2 separate regions of the Homo sapiens genome follow, and region 1 is linked to region 2. Evidence: read pairs that join two places in POLR2A ChIA-PET (ENCODE). Cell type or tissue: HCT116. All regions are shown on one strand. Links, peaks and the distances in the headings refer to the core of each region. The heading gives the core; the rest is flanking DNA. Region 1 overlaps SYTL3 (synaptotagmin like 3). Region 2 overlaps EZR (ezrin).

Evidence for each region. Peaks named below come from ENCODE experiments on the same cell type or tissue, not always from the same donor. Only the 100,000 strongest peaks of a DNase experiment are listed, where the experiment ranks them.
Region 1: POLR2A ChIA-PET joins it to region 2 with 17 read pairs; 6 of 35 experiments call an interaction of 5 or more read pairs at or near these places.

The regions. Positions count from the first base shown.
Region 1 is chr6:158,680,482-158,691,133 of GRCh38, reverse strand. SYTL3 (synaptotagmin like 3) reads right to left here. Exons shown (of 18, transcript NM_001242394.2): 6 at 8,145-8,209. Among named protein-coding and RNA genes, the nearest start is that of SYTL3, 36 kb to the right of the region's middle. RefSeq lists a silencer at 3,891-4,091. In HCT116, for the core only: no CTCF peak of the experiment used is centred there; a DNase peak (open chromatin) is centred at 4,623; H3K4me3 peaks cover 651 bases; H3K27ac peaks cover 1,918 bases.
Region 2 is chr6:158,804,667-158,815,318 of GRCh38, reverse strand. The region is part of intron 2 of EZR (ezrin); the gene reads left to right. Among named protein-coding and RNA genes, the nearest start is that of EZR-AS1, 8.0 kb to the left of the region's middle. RefSeq lists an enhancer at 2,052-2,101. In HCT116, for the core only: a CTCF peak has its summit at 6,572 (motif pointing left); no DNase peak of the experiment used is centred there; H3K4me3 peaks cover 4,288 bases; H3K27ac peaks cover 8,000 bases.

The DNA of each region.
Region 1 (10,652 bases), core at 1,544-9,543, 120 kb after region 2:
CTCAAACGATCCTCCCACCTCATCCTCCCAAAGTGCTGGGATTACAGGCATGAGCCACCGCCCTTAGCCAAACATTCACTCTTGAACCCCATCTGGCCCCACCAAATTAGAACCTGTGTGTGTGAGGCCAGGAAGGTTGAATTTGAATCAGTTTGCAGCTGATCCTGGAGCGTGGGTCCAGGAACCACATTAAAAACCCTCTGCACGGATTGCCAAATGCCCGTGGATGGAGGCACAGAAGGTGATGATGCCAGGTTGTCCTGGGGAGCTTCCTAAAGGCAAGAGAGCCTATGAAGGTCTGGGTGCTTTGATAATTCGAATGTACTACAGATGAACCACCACGGTGGCATCAAAGAAATTATTTTAAGACCACAAAACTAAATATCCAGTTATGAAATTTTAGGGGAAAAAGCCAGCCTATAATCAGAAAAATTTTTAAATAAATCAAAATATTTAAAATTTTTTGTACTATCGCTCTACAAAATGAAGAACTGAGGCTCATTTTTTCTTGTTTTTAAATTGTTTTAATAGTTGAAAAAATAGCACAACACATATTACCACAATTTATTATTCTTCACTAGATTCTTATAGCATGTCTACTTCCAAGGAAATCTGGGGGGCATTTTATCTTAAATTGCACATATCCAATAAGATCATCAAAAGAGAAATAAGTAAAAGCTAATAAAAAGGAAACTGGGTGCAGAGGGTGTAATGATTCCTGGAATTACTGCAACTGAATGTTACATTTAGCTTTAGGTTTCCCCGTGTCAAAAAGGGAAGGATGTCTACATTTGTAAGGTGCCTACTCAGTGCTGGGCACTGACAATGGACACTACTCCCTCTAACAGCACTTTTTGTGGCCAAATGAGCAGATCCCTGCTCAATTTATTTATTCACTTATTCCTTTACTCATAGCTCCTGCTCTCAAACATTCAAAATCTGGCTAGGGCCAAATTGCCAAGAGTTGCAGGTGAAGGAGAGGGCACCGTGTGTCCTCTATGAGACAGCACCCGCTGGAGCGCAGGGCTGGGCACAAGGAGAGTGGTGCCCCACGCTGTGCCAATCAGTGGCCCTGGGTTACAACGCAATGGGAAAGGGAATGGTTATGTAACAAATGGTACCAGGAACATCAAGGATTGGGAGGAAAAAAAATTAGATAGGGCCTCCTGATGATTGTAAAGAGTTAACATGGTGGCTCAGGCCTATAATCCCAGCACTTTGGGAGGCCAAGGCAGGCGAATCACTTGAGGCCAGGAGTTCAAGACCAGGCTGGCCAACATAATGAAACCCCGTCTCTACTAAAAATACAAAAATCAGCTGAGCATGGTGACATGTGCCTATAATCCCAGCTACTTGGGAGGCTGAGGCAGAAGAATCGCTTGAACCTAGGCGGTGGAGGTTGCAGTGAACCAAGATTGCGCCATGGTACTCCAGCCTGGGTGACAGAGTGAGACTCTGTCTCAAGGGGAAAAAAAAAAAAAAGTTAAGTAAAAATTAGAAGAAAATTAATGTGGATATTTAACCTATCACAGGATAAGGAAGAAGTCTCGAAGCATAAAAGCAAAAGAAATTATACGGGAAAAGGAGATTTGCCTACAAGCAAACAAAAAACTTCTTTGTGTTAAAAACAAAATTATAAAGAAGGCCATGTACTAGGAAGATAACATGCAACTAACATGATTGAAAAGGACTAATCGCCTTCACATACCAAGAACATCTACAGAAGGTTGAAAAGTGGAAGATACTCAATCTTATTCGTGATGAGATGAATTCAAATCAAAACGATGAGAAAACCATTTTGCATGACCAATGTTGTTTTGCCAAACTGATAAAGTTATCTATTGGTTTGCATGTTGGTTTATTTTTAAGGATAATTCCACACCCTTTCTAAAGGAGGCAACATTCCTAACCTTCATCTTGTTCTCTTTCTAGAAATATTCAGAGATGTGCCAAAAAGATATCTACAAGGATATTCTTTGCATTATTCTCATTTTAATAACCTTATAAACTTTCAAAAATGCAACAGAAAGCTGGAAATCCCCTAACTATCCAACAATAGTTATTTGGTTAAACAAATGATGACACATTCCTATGACGGGGTGAGATACACTCATCAGAAATCATATAGCCAATGATATTTATGGACACTGAAAATGTTCCTTATAAATTACTACATGAAGAAACATTAGGATAAAACTGTACATACAATTTGATTTCAATTATGTAAATATATTAGCCTGACTCATGTGAAATTGCCTCTATTCAATAATTTTTTGCCTAAAAATACCAATTTCTTATGGTTCAACCTAAATACTTCAAAAAAGTCTATGTATATGTGTGTATACACACACATATATCCACACATACAGATATGCACCCACAAGCATAGATACATACACTCACAAAAGAACAGAAATAATATATACTAAAATGTCAACAATTGTTCTCTGGGTGAAGCTGCTGTATTTTTAACATTGCTCTTTATGATTTTCTTCATTTTCTAGGTTTTAATTTTTTAATTTCATTTAATTTTTTTAGAGACAGGATCTCACTATGCTGCCCAGGCTAGTCTTGAACTCCTGGGCTCAAGCGATCCTCCTGCTTTGACCTCCCAAAATGCTGGGATTACAGGCATGAGCCACTGAGCCTGGCGTCTAGTTTTTTACGTGAATGTAATTTGAAATCATGCTTCAAAGCTCAGAATGTAATGGGGGCCAGAGTGTGGGAAGAAGGAAATTTGTGTACCCTGCCAGCCTGTTGTAAATAAGCACACACTCCCAGAGGGTAATTTGGCAAAACATCAAAAGCCTTTCAAGTATTCATACACTTGACCAATCATTCTTCTAAGAATTTACCCCCCAAAAATAAACAGACATGTCAAAATACCTGTACAAGACGTTCATCACAGAGTTATCTATAACATGAAAAATCAAATACAGTGATATACTCACAGACACTCGGGAACAGGTTAAATAAACTATAGTGCATATATTTGGTGTATTTTATGGAGTCATCAATACATTTTGGAAGAAGTCTTAATAACATAGGAAAATGTTTATGCCAAGTTGAATTGTAAAAGCAAAATAAAACCACATAGAGTCTGATCACAATACATTTGAAATTGGATAAGTCTATCTGTGCACACACATATACACAGGCTTACCTAGAAAGAAGGCTGGGAGTGTGCAGGTGTGTACACGTGCATGTAATTTACAGTAGTTTGGGATTGTGGTAGTATTTCCATTACATCTAAATACTATTCTGTGTTTCCCAAATGCTTGCAAGGTTTGCATTACTTCTGTAATCAGAAAGTAAGTAACTTCCTTTCAAAGAGAAAAGGAAGCTCCCTCTCTTCACAGAATAGAAGATGGACCAAGGGGGAAGCAGTTAGGAGCTGCTACGTTGGAAGTGAGAATGAAGGGCAGAGGAAGATTCCAGAGACTCAGGAGGCAGAAATGTCAGGATTTGCTGACTGACCAGATGTAGCGGCAGAATGAGGAACAAAGGAGTCAAGTTTGATTCTCAGGTCTGTGGATTTGGAGACAGAGTGAGAGGTGTCGCCATTCTCCCAAGACAAGGAACACAGGATTTGGTAGCACACAGACGGTCCCAGTGATTCTTGCTTCCTGATATTCAGACCCTTTGTCCTCTCTGACTAGGGCTGACCTGTGGGACCCATAGGGCATAGCAGAAATGACAGGGTGTGGCTTCTGAAGCTAGACCATAAAAGATATTGTGGGCTCTGCTTTTCTCTCTCTTGGATCACTTGCCCTGGGAGAAGCCAGCCGCCATGTCATGAGGACACTCAAGCAGCCCTGTGGAGATATCCCCATGGTGAGGAACCAAGTCCTCCTCCCAATACCAGCAGTCACTGGCCAGGTATGAGGGTAAGCCCCAAGAGCACAGATCCCCCAGCCCCAGGCGAGCCTTCCACTGAAGACAGAAACTGTCAAAGAATGTTACTTGATTTATGTCACTAGGTTTGAGGGGAATTTGCTATACAGCAATAGATAACCAGTGCGTGGAAAGAGGCACAGACTGGAGCTGTCTGTACACTTTTGTGGTTTAAACCACCATCTAGTTTTTCTAACTTCTGCTCAGGATATAGAGGGCTGGAAAGAGTATTGCCGGTACCATGACAACAAAAACACTAGAGAACATGCAAAACCACTTTTTCCGGAACACATCAGAGAATTGAGGTTGCAGTTGCCTCCCTATTAGGGTCCAGTGGGGGCTTCCAGAGGGAGACCAGGGCCAGGAGGAGGGAGAAGGGGCTCATGCCTTCCTTCCGACCTGTGTCTGGCCAGCATCAGCTCAACAGGGTCGGAGGGTGTCTGCCTCCTGCAGCTGCTAGCTCTGTTCTCTCACTATTCCCTTTTTGCCTCCAATTCCTGTCTAACCAATCCCTAAAGTAAATTCTTATTCAAATAACCAGACAGTTTCTATTTCCCTAAGTGGATCTTAACTGCTGCAGCACAAATTCAATTCAACTCCTCAATGACTGCACCTGGTTCTCTTTTAGGGCCACAAATAGGAGCGTGGTGGAATTCCTGCCTGTCCACCTAAACCTCTGTCACCTGATCCTTGTTACCTTTCCTGACGCACCCGCTGCAAACTCCACCCAACCTGGTCTGGCTCATAGCACTACTTGTGTGCTCCTAACCTGGCATTTTCCCCCATAGTTCCATGCCTCTTACCCCAACTCTACTGAAACAGGACAATGGGAAAATGAGGCACCCTGGCATTTGAGGAAGCATTGTAGAGAAGGAGGGAAAGTTAGGGCTTTTCTGGTGTTTATTTTATACATTGATAGAAACGACATCAGCAAAAAAGAATGATTTATGCTGAGGTTGATCTTCCTGACCCTGGTTTGTTTGTCCTTACTGAAGTTTTTATTCTTAAAGTTATAAGGCAAGAAAGAAAACCCTAAGACATCAGTCTCACCTCTTTCCTAATTCCCTTTTTATCTTAAGTCACCTTGATAACATACTTCTCCCACTCACTCAGGAGACATGAAGTGCTGAAAAGATGACAAGATGGTAACGTGTGTGCACAAACACACACACATACATTCATGCACACATGAAAACTACTTACCTGAAATAATGATGCTAGAACTTCTAACGACGTAGAAAACTTTTTGAGTGAAGCAGATGTCTGCACTTAGCTGGCATTGAGAAATGACAAACTTCACCTCCTACAGCACTACTGTTTATAAGCTAGGAATTGATGTGGAAAAGGGTAGAGTCTACCTTCTGAAGAAGGCTCCAGCCCACCAACAAAAAGGTTTTGTTTTTGTTTGTTTGTTTGTTTTTGAGATGGAGTTTCACTCTTGTTGCCCAGGCTGGAGTGCCATGGCATGATCTCGGCTCACAGCAACCTCCGCCTCCCAGCTTTAAGCAATTCTCCTGCCTCAGCCTCCCGAGTAGCTGGGATTACAGGCAGGTGCCACCATGCCCGGCTAATTTTGTATTTTTAGTAGAGACGGGGTTTCTCCATGTTGGTCAGGCTGGTCTCGAACTCCCAATCTCAGATGATCTGCCCACCTCGGCCTCCCAAAGTGCTGGGATTACAAGTGTGAGCCACCGGGCCCGGTCAAAAAAGTATTTTAAAGAAACACAAAAGTGGCCGGGTGAAGTGCCTCATACCTGTAATCCCAGCACTTTGGGAGGCCAAGGTGGGCAGATCACTTGAGGTCAGGAGTTCAAGACCAGTCAACAAGGTGAAACTCCATCTCTACTAAAAATACAAAAATTAGTCAGACATGGGGCGTGTGCCTGTAATCCCAGCTATTCAGGAGGCTGAGGCAGGAGAATCCCTTGAACCCAGGAGGAGGAGTTTACAGTGAGCTGAGATCATGCTACTGCACTCCAGCCTGGATGACAGAACGAGACTCCATCTAAAAAAAAAAAAAAAAGAGAGAGAGAGAGAGACATAAAAGCAATAAAAACAGAGAAAAGTCCTGTGCTGCAGTTGCTTTGCCAAGGTCACACATTCCACATGGGATGACGGCACCCCTAAGGGGACAAAGATTGGTAGCAAATCTTACCTATTTCAACCGTCTGTGGCTCTCCAAAAGGCCTCAGTACATAGATATATGATATCTGTGATATCAAAAGGTTATGGTAGCAACTTTGAAAAAGTCTCTAAAAAGGCTATGTGGGGTAGGGGAGAGGGTGGCGGTAAGAAGCTGTTGAGAAACACTGGCTTAGAGGAAACAGCAACCCTGCTTCATTCCATTGCCTGACATGACCCTTAGTATTAGTTTTTTCCTCCAGGTTTCCAATAAACTTGGCAGAAGCAGCGTTTTTTTTTTTTTTTTTAAGAAGAGCCAGGAATATAAACCATGGGATAATTTAGTACCAACCAAATCTACACCTGGGCAAATCCACCCTTTATAAAAGCTGAATATCAACCCAAATGAATGGCTTCCTTTACTGCCAACAAACTTTTGGGTGAGGTTCTATGGCTTATTTCCCTACCTGCAAATTGCCACTTTTTCTAGAAAAGAGCCACCGCTGCCCTCTGAGTCAGGCTGTGAGTCTAGGTCCCCAACATCACATCACAGAGGAGGGGTGCTGCCCGCATCCCTGATATAGTCAGATGTGGTTCCCACAGCACCTGCCTGCACTCCACCGTGACGGTGCCTGTGTGCGCCTTTGTCCTGATGCCCCATCACAGCTCTTCTGTGATCAAAGCACAAATCATTCTCTCCACAGTTCCAGGTCCCAGCTACCAATTACACTGGCACAACATACATTGCAAATACTTTTGAAAAAGAAAATAAACTTTTAATCTAAGAAACACAAGCCTCCTTTAAAGTATCAGGCCTAGAGAGACACCGAAATGAGCCCGCAATCACGTCCCCCAACTTGGGCTAATCATTTCAAAGCCACTTGCTCTACGGACTCTAGATTGAGTGTCACCACCAATAGCCATAAATTATCCTAACAATGCCACACACTGGACACCATCACCCACAGCCTATAGCTCAGCAATGGATAGCCAATCATGAATCATGAATAAATTACGGGTATTTCCGTAAACCCACGAGAATTCCTGAAAACCAGCTTTTGTAATCGCCCCTCTCCTGATTCACCCTTCTCTCCTTTGTTCTCCAGAGCCCTTGGAAGTGTTTCCTGGGCTGCAGACCTCAGCCTTGGCCCAGATAAACTCTCCACCTGTATTAGTTTTGCCTCAGTTTCCTTCTTTAGGTCAACATCTCATTATAAGACATTCACAGTATACGGACAAAATGCTTCCACCCATATTACCGCAACATGCGCTCACTCCACAAGCATCAACCTCTGCTCAGTTCAAACGCTCTTCACTCACTGTGGTCTTCACTGATTCAATCATCTTGCTCAAGTATTATAAACAAGGTATTGTGCTTTGGCGCAATATGGGCTAACAAGATTTTAAAATCACAGTTACTGCTTGTAGAGAGAAACAGAAGTGCACAAACAATGCTACAATATAAGGAACTTTGCAACAATTACAGAAGAGAATTACAAACCCAGCACTGATGGTGTTTCAGAGGAGGGGACATCACCCCTAGAAGCAGGAAGCCAGGGAAACCTTGTAGTGCACGAGCCTTAAAGAATGGGGCCAACCTGGCCGGGCCCAGTGGCTCACGCCTGTAATCCCAGCACCTTGGGAGGCCGAGGCGGGCGGATCATGAGGTCAGGAGATCGAGACCATCCTGGCCAACATGGTGAAACCCCGTCTCTACTAAAAATAGAAAAATTAGCCGACTGTGGTGGCACGTGCCTGTAATCCCAGGTACTCCGGAGGCTGAGGCAGGAGAATCGTTTAAACCTAGGAGATGGAGGTTGCAGTGAGCCGAGATTGTGCCACTGCACTCCAGCCTGGCAACAGAGCAAGACTTCGCCTCAAAAAAAAAAAAAAAAAAAAAAAAGGAATAGGGCCAACCTCAGAGGTAGAAATGCAGCAGAGGGAAGAGTAGCGAGCAGAGGGAATGAGCAGCGTGAATTACAGTGAGAGCATCAGCAAATGGAATGGCAAGACATAGGGGCCCGCAGACTACACCCATCATGTTGCTTATATTCCAAAGTCTTAACATCAAATATTTTAAAACTAGGAATAGATCATTTTACTTTACTAAAAAAGTAAAGAGCATTTACCTCCAGTTGGAAATTTCTTGGCTCGTTCCTCATAGAACCATTCTCCAGTTTTTATTTTGACATTCCTGAAAAAATGAGCAGAAAGGAAGCTTCAGAGAGAGAAGATATGAATAGTGCTATATTTACCCCTTTTAAGGGTTAGGTAAGGTCACAAAATATTAGTCTTGCAATGGACCTCAGCAATCAATTTCCTGGCTTAAACACTTAAATTTACAGATTCCCCATAGAGGCGAAGTGATTTCAGTATCAGCAGCAAAGCTGTGCAACTCCCACCGCTATGTGTTTTATCTTGCATGTCATGTGTACGTTCAATGTATAATATGTGAATATGGGCTAGGTGTGGTGGCTCATGCCTGTAATCCCAGCACTTTGGGAGGCCGAGGCAGGCGGATCACGAGGTCAGGAGATCAAGACCATCCTGGCTAACACGGTGAAACCCCGTCTGTACTAAAAATACAAAAAATTAGCCAGGCATGGTGGCGGGCACCTGTAGTCCCAGCTACTCGGGAGGCTGAGGCAGGAGAATGGCGTGAACCCGGGAGGTGGAGCTTGCAGTGAGCTGAGATTTCGCCACTGCACTCCAGCCTGGGCGGCAGAGCCAGACTCCGTCTCAAAAAAAAAAAAAAAAAAAAAAGTGAATGTTAAGCATATTAACATATACTTGTGCCCAGCACGAATCCAGTACTTAATATTTTGTGAACAAATACACAAAGAGAAACAAAATTATTATCATCAAAATGACCAATGTATCAGCCAGGCGCGGTGGCTCACGCCTGTAATCCCAGTACTTTGGGAGGCCAAGGTGGGTGGATCACTTGAGGTCAGGAAGTCGAGACCAGCCTGGCCAACATGGCAAAACCCTGTCTCTACTAAAAACACAAAATTAGCCAGGCATGGTGGCACATGCCTGTAATCCCAGCTACTCGGGAGGCTGAGGCAGGAGAATTTTCGCTTGAACCTGGGAGACGGAAGTTGCAGTGAGCCGAGATTGCACCATTGCACTCCAGCCTGGGTGACAGAGCAGGCCTCCATCTCAACATCACCACAAATGACCAATGTATCATGTCAACTGTGGGACGCTCTTGGCACAAGTGATGGGCTACAGGAAAACTCGATGTTATGCATTGGGCTTGGAGGGAGATCAGCTGTAGGTTAAGCTAAGGTTAGTTTGTGTTTACAACATTCTCCAAGAGCCCACAGAGCAGGGTTACCTGAGAAGATTCTTGGGAGGACCTGAAGTATGGAATATGGGATCAATGTGTGTTGATGGAGATTTGGGGGCTTAAATCTGAGTGGACAACTTGTTCTTGTTGTTGTTGTTGTTTTTCTGGTGGCCCAGGCTGGAGTGCAGTGGCACGATCTCAAGTCACTTCAATCTCCCCCTCGTGGGTTCAAGCAATTCTCCTGCCTCAGCCTCCAGAGTAGCTGGGACTACAGGTGCCCGCCACCACACCCGGCTAATTTTTGTATTTTTAGTAGAGATAGGTTTTTGCCATGTCAGCCAAGCTGGTCTCGAACTCCTGACCTCAGGCGATCCACCTGAGCAGACCACTTGTGAATCATGGGAAAGGAGCCCTGTTTGGCCCACTGGTCTGACAGCAGCTCCCTACGGCAGGACTTTAACTCCTACCATCTTAGTCACATGCATGACAGCACAGAGGGCACTCGAGACGCTAACTGCTCCAAACTGACGTCCTAACATGGGTTTTCCTCTTGGTTTTCTGGGGGAATCCATACTCAACCTCAATCTCAGAAAGGCAGAATTGTTAATATCCTTTTAGGATATAAAAAGGCAAACATGTAAATATTATAAGATCTTCACATCCTTAAAATAATGTGCCACAAAACTGGCCAATTCCTTTGTTATGCAAATTTAAGAAAAAAATTAAAACTTCAACTCATGACTGATTCTCTTCTATAAATTACAGTATTGACTGAAATAAATTCTCCATTAGGTTCTTTCAGGCTATACATGAACTCAAGTGGATTTTTTAGAAAATTAATGCTTGCTAATGTAAGTAAAATCACAAATATATGCCAATCTGCACGTTTTTCAAAATATGCTATCTTTCTCTATGAAGTGCTAGTAATTGTGAGAAGATATCAACTAACTTTCTCTCCTTCATCTGGTTAGACACTACTATTTTCTGATTAGTACATAAATGATTACTACCAATACTTAGTGACTAGAACAAGGAAAATATAGAAAGAGCATTTAAGAATTTCATAATTTTTTTTGAGACAGGGTCTGGCTCTGTTGTTGAGGCTGGAGTGCAGTGGCGCGATCTCAGCTCATTGCAATCCCTGCCTCCCGGGCTCAAGCGATCCTCCCACCTCAGTCTCCTGAGTAGCTGACACTAAAGGCACGTGCCACCACACCTGGCTGATTTTTGTGTTTTTTTTTTTTTTTTTTTGTAGAGACGGGGTTTTGCTATGTTGCCCAGTCTGGTCTCAAACTGCTGAGCTCAAGCAATCCACCTGCCTTGGCCTCCCAAAGTGCTGGGATTA
Region 2 (10,652 bases), core at 1,214-9,213:
AGAGCATCGTAGGTTGCACATATTTGAATATGACATTTCTTAAGGCTGTTAGAGAGGATCCAGTTAGTTTTGGTTTGGTTTGGGGTTTTTTTGCTGCCTTAGTAAATGTTAAAATGAAACATCCACCAACAGCTCTGTGGATGTGTCCTTTAAACAAAGGTTTATTGATTCTAATTATTCAAGCCTAAGTTAAGAATGTTAGCGAAGAATGTTAGGTGGTTTTCTTGGGCTTAATGTTTAACAACTGGATTAAGGGGCAAACACACTTAAAGGATGGATACCTCTGAGTAGTTGGCCTTCCACCTGATTCATTGCAACTGTTAACCCTTGAATTCAACGGGCAAAGTATTTTTGATTGATTTGCCTGAACTGAGTGAGTGGATGACTTTATTCATAAAACAGTATAACTGAAAATACTCATTTCCTGTGTTTTCTCCTAATACTGTTTCCCAAAAGCAACAGTTACTTAAAAGACTGAGGCGGTACACAGTGGCTCATGGCAGTAATCCCAGCACTTTGGGAGGCCGAGGTGGGCGGATCACAAGGTCAAGAGATCAAGACTATCCTGGTCAACATGGTGAAACCCCATCTCTACTAAAAATACAAAAATTAGCCGGGCGTGGTATGGATGCCTGTAGTCCCAGCTACTTGGGAGGCTGAGGCAGGAGAATCGCTTGAACCTGGGAGGTGAAGGTTGCAGTGAGCTGAGATTGCACCACTGCACTCCAGCCTGGCGACAGAGTGAGACTCTGTCTCAAAAAAAAAAAAAAAAAGACTTTATTCATCAGCAAGCGGAGTGACCTGCACAGAGGGCGAGGCAGACCTTGTTCTCTGGAAGCTTAGTGTCTGGTACCTGGGCCAAGATGCGGGGTAAATGCTGAAATTGAAAACCCGCTAAGTGCTGTCAGACTGGGAAAGAGCCTAGGTAACGTCGAGAGGAAAATCTGATGGGGAAAGGAAAATCATCTGATGGGGAAATTGGCAGACTGTATTGAGAAGTAACACTTCAGCTGAATCTTGCTTGAGGGCTGGGGGGCGCACGCGGCAGCACTCCACAGGGAGGAACAGCTGTGGTTTGTTGTCTGGTTTTGCTTTTCCCACAGCTGCTTAGGGACTCTATTCATGTGTGACTGGCTGACGTCCAAGGAGGGTGATTTGGGGTTCCAGAGGGAGCCTTGGCCTCTGTTCAGGCCAGTCCCCAGGACATGGTGTGCTGTGTGGCCTTGTGGGTCTGCCCCATCTAGGGAGAGTTGTAGGAGTTGGTGCTCAGATCATTGGTCCCGGAAGCATCCTCTCTGCCCGCCCCTTCATGTTAGGGTGACTGCGGAGCGCCTTTCTCCCACACTTGCTTTCTTCTGCCCAGTGGAAAGAAGGCATGGGGAGTGAGCAAGGAACACTGCTGTAGTTAAGCTCTGGAAGGAAAAGGGGATTGTGTTCAGGGCTGAGATCTCTTTAAGCTGTCATGAGAACCATAGAGCTGAACTGCCTTTAAGTGGCTCCAACACATCTTACCTGTTCATTTCTGAAGTGTTATAGACATTTCTAATACAAAAGCAGGTTTACCTTTCATTAGGAAAACTCTGAAAGTGTGTTCACATTTCTACTGTGCCAAAATTTTAAGGTAATTTCTGAGATTACCTTGCCTCTTTGGGAATACATAACCTTTTCTATTAAATATTTTAACAGGGACAGTTTACTGAATGTACTCCCCCCTCACAATCCCCTCGCAATTGAGGAGGATGCGTAGCATCTGTTTCCACCCCTCCTCCTCCACGAGGGGCAGTGGTGAATTAGGTAGCTAACATTTTGCCATGTGGCAGTGAGAGGTGCTGGTAGGATGAGTGATTTGCCATGATCACGCTGTAAGGCACAATGAATGTATTTGGATGTTCACAGACACAGTCCCTGTCAGTGGATTTACAGTCTGGTTTCGGGGACAGACAGCAATCCCAGAGTAAATGTAAAACTGCAGCTTCAGAGAGTATGCCTGAAGAGGGGTACATGAGGCCTGAGAGTAGATGAAGTGTGTATGTGCTGGTGGGGGTGCAAATAGGGGAGGTCAGGAAGGCATCCTTGAGGACGTGACCTCCCTGGGCAGAGGTAACAACGTGTGCAAAGGCCCTGTGGTGGGAGGAAGTAGTGTGAGTTTGGGGTTTCACATGAAGCCCAATGTGGCTAGAGAGGAAGACAGGTCAGGCCATGCCTTGTAAGCCATTCTTGGGTGTTTTTTAGTTTAACTTGGGGTTTTGACTGGGAGGTGACATGATCAGATTTGCCTTTTGAAAAGTTGACTGTGATCTGTAATAGGAAAATCACAGGAGGCAGGAGACAGCAAGGGTAGTTATGGTAGACCATTGAGGGAGCTCATAGCTTGGACCAAGGTGGTGGTGGTGGGAACAGAAGTGGATGCATTTGAGAGTTCTTTGGGAGGTAGAATTGATAGTGCCTGGTGATGGGTTGGATATGCAGGGCCAAGGGTGGTGTCGAGGCTGACTTCTCGTTTCTGGCTTGCGCAAGTGGATGTGTGGTGGTGCCATCGCTGAGGTAAGTAATCCTGGAGAAGGACCAGGTGTGGGGGAAGGTGGGGAGTCTGGATTTGTTGTTACATGTTAATAAGTTTGTGACAATCGTTGATGAAAAAAGTCCTTGCCTTCTTTCATTACTACATCCACTGCCCCCCAAAATATTAAAGGACCAGACTCCTTAAACTACGTTATTTTTAAATCCAAATAATTCAGTAGCTTTTTGTTTTCCCTAGTATATGTACACACCGTACATACCTAAAGTTAAGAGGAAGGGTTAATTTAGTGCAGTGTTCTCAAAATTTTGTGTACACAATTGTCTGGAGACTGTTGATTCCTGGGTCCCTTGAAGAACTAATGACTTCCATCTCTAGGGTGAGGTGCAGGCTGGGTGCTTATGTTTTAAATAAGCTCTCCAGATGGTACTGCTGATTCAATAGGAAAAGGGCAGTTATTATATATTCCTTTCTCCTGCACCCCAATCAAGCCCAGTGTGATTTCAGAGCACCCATTTGGGTGAAAGCAGTCACTTGATGCCCAGCCGCCTTACAGTCCGGCTGAAATGCCAGGAGTGCTGTTATTGGTATTTGGGACTCGAATAGGGGCTAGGATGACTCTGTGAAAAAGAGCCATAAAAACAAGAATTTCATAGCTAATTTACTGCTTACCTATACTTGGGCAGGCCATTCAACATAATATTCTTCTGACTTGAGTTTCTCTCTGCAGGGAGTCCAGTAACAGCTTCATTTGGCAGTGCCCAGTGGTCTCTCACATTTTGGCTCTTTGTTTTCAAAGAGAAAAAAAGAGGCTAGACCTTCCCTATAAATGGTAGGGAAGTAAGAGATCCCATTCCTTGTTCCTCTTTTATTCCTTCCACACTGGCCTCTTTTGTTAATGAAATAATGTGAATTTTTTTTTTTTGGAAACAGGGTCTCACTCTGTCACCCAGGCTGGAGTGCAGTGGCACAGTCACAGCTCACTGCAGCCTCAGTGCCCCGGCCCCCACCCTTGGCTCAAGTGATCTTCCCACCTCAGCCTCCTGGGTAACTGGGACCACAGGCACACACTACCACACCCAGCTAATTTTTTATTTTTTTGTGAAACAAGATCTCACTGTGTGGCCCAGGCGGCTAGTCTCAAATTCCTGAGCTCAAGCTATCCTCCTACCTTGGCCTTCCAAAATGTTGAGATTATAGGTGTGAGCCACCATGCCTGGCTGATAATGTGATTTCTAACAAATGTTGAATAATTATAGTTTGGGAAAGGAAAACAGTATCATTTAGTGAACTATAATTTTTTTCTTAATTTTTTTAACTTAAACTTTTATATCTCTTTGACAATTTGGAGATTCTTAGGGTGGTTTGATATACCTGCTTTCTAATGGTAGTTAGATGTTTCAGCTCTATTCTGAAGCAGTGAAATTCAGTCTGCTTTCTAATGGTAGTTAGATGTTTCAGCTCTATTCTGAAGCAGTGAAATTCAGTCTGCTTTCAAAGTCAGTGAATGCATTTTGAATTATCCCTTATTTCATTTCAGTAGTAACTACCTTGAGACTCCCCAAGTACTCCAATTAGTTTTTAATTTCAGCAGTAAATGTGTGTTGAAAAGACCAAAGTTTGCATTATTTTCCTTCTGATGTATTTACCATCCATGCCTGTTGACATAAAAAGATTTTTCCAGACTTGGGTAGTTTTCAGAACCAAACAAAACCCTTGTGCTATAATGTGACTTAGAGACTTTTGACTGAAATGCTTGATATAGTTAATACACATAATTTTTTTCAAAATGAAACCACAAAGAGCTATAAAGAGAATTTCATAGCTAATTTACTGCTTACCTGTATTTGGGGAAGCCATTTAGCATCTGTGAACCTAAATTTCGTCAGCCGTAAAATGGGAGTTAGTTTTTAAGTGGAAAGAATGTTACATAAGATAAACGGAGACAAAGTTTTTATCAGTGAAATCCAAACAACTCATCTTAAGATGCTGTAAGCTTTATGTGTTTCTTTTGTGTTTCCCTACCCCGCAAATGTTTTTCAAACTTAACCCTGTTAGGTAAAAACTCTGGGTTCCTATAAACGGGTAAAGTTTGTCCATTGGTCTTCTCAAGGAAAAAGCAATATGAACAGTTTGGGTTATCTTAGTAAAAGGGAGGACTCTGATTTTGTCTCATGTCCATCCTCTCTCTGTGTGTTCTAGTCGGAATTCCCTTATCAGTCACATGGGTACCACCTTCATGTTTTGAAGCGCTATTATATCCCATTATGTGCTTGGTGCAGGGACAATAAAAATAAGATTGGTTTTGCCTTTAAGGAGTTCTCAGTCTCCTAGTGAAAGCAGATATGTAAGCAATTACAATGCAGTGTAGTGCATGATAGAGGTCTTCACAGAAGAGAAGTGTGCCCTGGAGACCAGGGAGGGCCTCCCGGCTGGTAAGATCCTTTGGGTAAGTGTGGAGGGATGTGGGCTTCCCAGTCAGCAGTGGTCAGTTCTGTTTTCCTTTATTCATTAACCCGTTCTTAACACTTACAGGCAAACAGTAATGCTGTTTCAAAGGAAATGTAAAACTTCATTAAGTTATCCTTTTAATCTAATATACTTGAAAACAAAACCTTAAAAGCAAAATAAAAAATATCTCACCATGACCCACCTTTTATTGATAGGAGAGGAACCAGTATCACCTGAGGATCAAACTCTAGTAGTCAGTATATCAGATTTTGCTCATATTTTTAAGTTAGAAGTCACTTCTGCAACCTAATTTTGTTTTCCATTTTTGCCTGAGAGATCAATTTTAAACTGCCTGTGTGGACAGTTGTCATTTCAGATACTGTAAATAATTGTTTTTACTTTAGGATGGGGTAGGTAAACTATCATCTTAGGGCCGAGTCTGGCTGTGGCCTGTTTTTATTTGGTCTCCCAGCTAAAAATGGTTTTTATATTTTTGAAGGATTTTAAAAACAACAATATGCAACGGACTCCAAGTAAGACCCTCAAAGCCTAAAATACTTACTGGCTGGCTCTTTAGAGAAACAAATGGACCAACTCCTGCTTCTAGCATAAAAATAATTATTGTTAAGCATTTATTCTAACCTTGTATATATTTTATGGCTGGACTAATATTTGGAAGCAGATCCACCCCATTGGTTCCAGTTTTTAAAAAATTGTTCTCAAAGAACAGAATGTGTTTTGTTAGCCAATGTTGAGCACATCATGGACTCTGAGCATGGACTCAGAAACTACTGAGGAGAGGCATCGTGGTGCTGAGGTAATGTTTTAAACAAAGCTGGTGTTTGGGTGGGTCTTTGTGTAGAGAAAGTGGCAGTATCTTGTGTCACACTTGCTAAGCTATTGTGTAATGACAGATTTCTGGCATATGCTAAAAGAAAGCAATTTGTACCTGATGTTTGAGTTGGAAAGAGAATGTTATGTAAATGAATTGCTTTTTTCCTCATTGATAGTTTAAAATGAGCTTTTGATCTACTATAGTCTGTATGTGAATTTCTGACTGCAGATGTTTTGTAAGTCCATTCCTGATTCAGAACACCCTGTCTAAAGTACAGCTCCATCTCTGTGCCGTGCCCCACTTTACTGCACTCATAGAACTCGGTCTCCACCTATAACGCTGTCAGGTGCTTGTTTATTTGTGCTTTTTGTCTTTTCTGGCAGCAAAGCAAGAGGATAGGTGTTGTTTTTGTGTTTTTGAGATGCGGTCTTGCTCTGTTGCTCAAGCACGAGTGCAGTGGTACAATCATAGCTCACCACAGCCTTGAACTCCTGGGGGACCGCAGGCGCTCACTACCACACCTGACTAATCTTTTTATTTTTATTTCTATAGAGATGAAGTTTCACACTGTTTTGTGCAGGCTGGTCTCAAACACCTGGCCTCAAGCCATCCTCCTGCCTCAGTCTCTCAAAGTGTTGGCATTATAGCCATGAGCCACTATGCCTGGCCCAAGTTTGTTTGTTTGTTGTTTAGCATTATTATTTTATAGCAAACTTTAAATTCTTGTTTATTGGCAGGATAAATAGAGGGAAGAAGGACGAGCAAATAGGTAAACATACCTGCCTCCTAGTGGGTAATCTTGGGCAAGTTTTTTCACCTCCCTCTGCCTCCTCATCTGTAAACAAGATCCTGCGTGCCCGCCTGGGATGCCTGCTAAGATGGCACATGGGAAGCACCTGGCCTTATGCCTGGCCCTGGTCAGTAAGGGCTGTGCGGTTCCACTTGTACCTGATAAAATTCTAATCTGATTAAAAGCTTTACTAGCTCGTGATGGTCATTCTTTTCCTCTAACTTAGCAGCCCGATGAAATAATGTAGTAAGTAAATGTAACCTTGTTGTTTGTCCTTTTGCTGCCACGATGAACACAGCTGTCTTGCTAGACCTCTGTTGACTTCAACAGGGATAGCATCAGGTTTATTGGAAATTTACATATGGGACAGTCCAGTGGTGGTGGGTTGGACAGAACAGCAACTGCTTCCCGAAAGCTTGGAAAAAGCATGCAGTTTACACAGCATTCTTACTTAACATACTCCCCCTAACAGCCTCCACCTGGCAGCCTTAAAGTGCTTGTGGGCTGGGGGTTCAGATGTTCCCCATAGATAAGGAATTGATTTCAGGGTTGGCCACTAGGATTCCTTAGCTCGGAACTCCACACACGCATTCTTCTTAAGTTATTGATGTTAGGTACACCTGTACAACCACCCTGCATAAAGTTCATTCATTCAACAAATAGAGCACCTACTTTGTGCCAGGTTTTCAGGTACTGGGGAGACATTGGTGAACAAAAAGAGGCTTTTAAAGGATTATCACCTGCTTGGTTGACAGTCACATCCAGTGAATGGTGGAACCCATTTCCTGCTAATGTGTATTTGAGCCTGAAATGCACATTGTCCCACCTTTCCTCAATGGCAAAATGCTCTGGAAAGGAGATGCTGGTCTGACTAAATAAAATGGGCTTTCTGTTTGGAGTTGTAAAGGGAGCCGTGCCTTCCTCAGCCCCTCCTGAAAGAAAGACCTGCTTTCAAGAAGCTTATATTGCAGGGGGAAAGACACATGTCTAATACATCGTCAGGGGGTGGTGAGCGTGCTACTGTAAATTTTCACCTAGGCTTTGGCAAGAGCTAGAATTAACTTTCATTCTTTACTGACTCTTTGAAGCGTTAAAACCACTGGGCAGAGTGACTTAGGAGTGGGCCCACTGTGATGTGTTTTTGTTGGTTTTCTGGTAAATCACTTTTGGGTTGGACAGTGAACCATGATGGTCTTTCTTCAAGAACTTGTTTTTGCAAGGGTTTGGTGATAAGTCCATCATTTCCAAACCCACTTACTCTTCCATCCTTTCTCAGGTGCTGTGGTTCAGGGAAATGATTGTTTTGATAGTATTTTACCTATTGCACCATTACTTCATCTGTAAATTTCTTATAAAATATGTCTTGGGATCCAGCCTTGTCTTTTTTGTTTGTTTTTTTTTTTTTTTTTTGAGACGGAGTCTCTGTCTGTCGCCCAGGCTGGAGTGCAGTGGTGTGATCTGGACTCACCGCAAGCTCCACCTCCCGGGTTCACGCCATTCTCCTGCCTCAGCCTCCCGAGTAGCTGGGACTACAGGCGCCAGCCATCACACTCGGCTAATTTTTTTTGTATTTTTTAGTAGAGACGGGGTTTCACCATGTTAGCCAGGACAGTCTTGATCTCCTGACCTCATGATCCGCCCGCCTCAGCCTCCCAAAGTGCTGGGATTACAGGCGTGAGCCACTGCGCCTGGCCTGTTATGTTTTTAAAGAGAAAATTGAACCACAGGTCACTTGGTTAAAGCTTAGCACATAAATATGAGATTGGAATCACTTTATTTGTAAACATATATGTAGTGTATATTGGTACAGTATTTTCATTAAGGTGTGTTTCATTGCCTCAGTTAAATAATTAAGGGTGTTGGCTGCTGGGATGTTGAAGTATTTGCTTACATAATCCATTGCTGTTTGGGTGAGACTCTTAAATGGATTTAGACAGATAATGGTGAGAAAACTGGATTTTTTATTTAGAACGTGGCTGAACAAGGCAATGTGGAAATAGTGTGATAACAAGGTGCATTATATAACTTGAACAAATCAACTGCAAAAAGACATTTTCAAAGAAATGGAGGAAAATTGAATAATATTTACTGAACTTGACGTATTAAGGAATTGTTTTAAATTATGTTGGATGTGATAATGGTATTGTGATTTTTTTTTTTAGTGCTTTAGAGCAATATACTGAAGTTTTTACAAGTGAAATAATGAATGAGGGCCTTAAAATATGCCAGCAAAAAAAAAAAAAAGTGAAAGTGGTAGAGTAGAAGAAAGAATGGTGTTGAAGCTGAAAAGAGAGTGTGGAGGATCATGGTACTACTTATTCTCTCTACTTTTATGAATGTTTTCAACTTTCCATAATAGAATATTTGCTTTTAAAAAGCATGTTATAGGGTAGAAAGGGAGAGATGCTTTACTTTTGCTCGTCATGAAGTGCCTGAGTGTTGAGGTGGGAGGATCTCAGGGCGAGGGCAGGTCCCCCATTCCCTGCTGCTGGGGCAACCTTTGTGCTCTGGATCAAATGAGTAACTGATTTGATCTCATCAAATGGCCCCACCCGGGCCATCTCACCCTCCATGCACATGTTTTAAAAGGAGGTCACTACTCAAAATTGCAGCTGACTTGGAAACACATAGAACGATTTGTTCCCAGTTTTTTCCACTATTACTTTGTATTCCCAATGTTTTGGGGGGCCCATAGGAATGGGGCACAGTGCTGTGACCCAACTGGGAACAGGTCATTGTCTTAATAGCGATTTTCTCAGACTTGAAAATTGAAATGAACAAAATAAGGGGCATCTACTGGGTAGGGCTTTAGCCATTTTAAGAGATCAATCTACATACTGGGGCTGTGGGCAGGGATGGGGGAAGGAAATACAGCAAACCATGGGTTGGGGTTGGGGTGAGTGATAGGGTTGTAAAATGTACACCATGTCTTTTCCAGTCAAGTAATGATGTACAAATTATAATGCCATTTCAGATGTAACATACTTGATACTGACAGTATAAATTGAAGAGTTTTTTTAATTTTAATTTAGTATAATTTCAGAAATGGTGATTTTAAAAGTTTTGGCAGGGTTTGCTTATTTAAGCAAATTTTGTAAGATTACTGATTTAGTTTGGATTTTTTAAAAGAAGCTACTTTGGTCTTGCTAATTTTTGACACATGGCAAAAGTAAAGACTGGGGTGAGTTCAAATCTTGTCTAATCGAAGTTTCTTACAGGAGAAATGTTCTTTAACATTGTATAATATTGCTCATGTGATCTTAACTAGGGGCAAAAATTTATCTCAGCAATGGCACAAGACTTAAGTATGGTTTATGTCTTATGTCCTCTAAAAAACAGGTTAGCAAAGAAATTTTTCGACCTTTTTTTTTTTTTTTTTTTTTTTTTCCTGAGATGGAGTCTCTGTCACCAGGCTGGGAGTGCAGTGGCGCCATGTAGGCTCACTGCAGCCTCCGACTCCCTGGTTCAAGCGATTCTCCTGCCTCAGCCCCACGAGTAGCTGGGATTGCAGGCACACGCCACCATGCCCGGCTAATTTTTGTATTTTTAGTAGAGATGGTTTCACCATGTTGGCCAGGATGGTCTTGGTCGCCTGACCTCGTGATCCACCCACCTCAGCCTCATTGTTTCCTAGACTCACCTTCTCACTCCCAAGATCAGAAATTGGAAATCATCATTCTCAGTAAACTATCGCAAGAACAAAAAACCAAACACCGCATATTCTCACTCATAGGTGGGAATTGAACAATGAGATCACATGGACACAGGAAGGGGAATATCACACTCTGGGGACTGTTGTGGGGTGGGGGGAGGGGGGAGGGATAGCATCGGGAGATATACCTAATGCTAGATGACGAGTTAGTGGGTGCAGCGCACCAGCATGGCACATGTATACATATGTAACTAACCTGCACAATGTGCACATGTACCCTAAAACTTAAAGTATAATAAAAAAAAATAAGAAAAAAAGAAAGGAAAAACTCTTCACAGGCTTCTAAATTTGCAGAGACAACCATGCATTCCAGGTGAATAGTGATGTTTAATCTATAGGCCTTTAG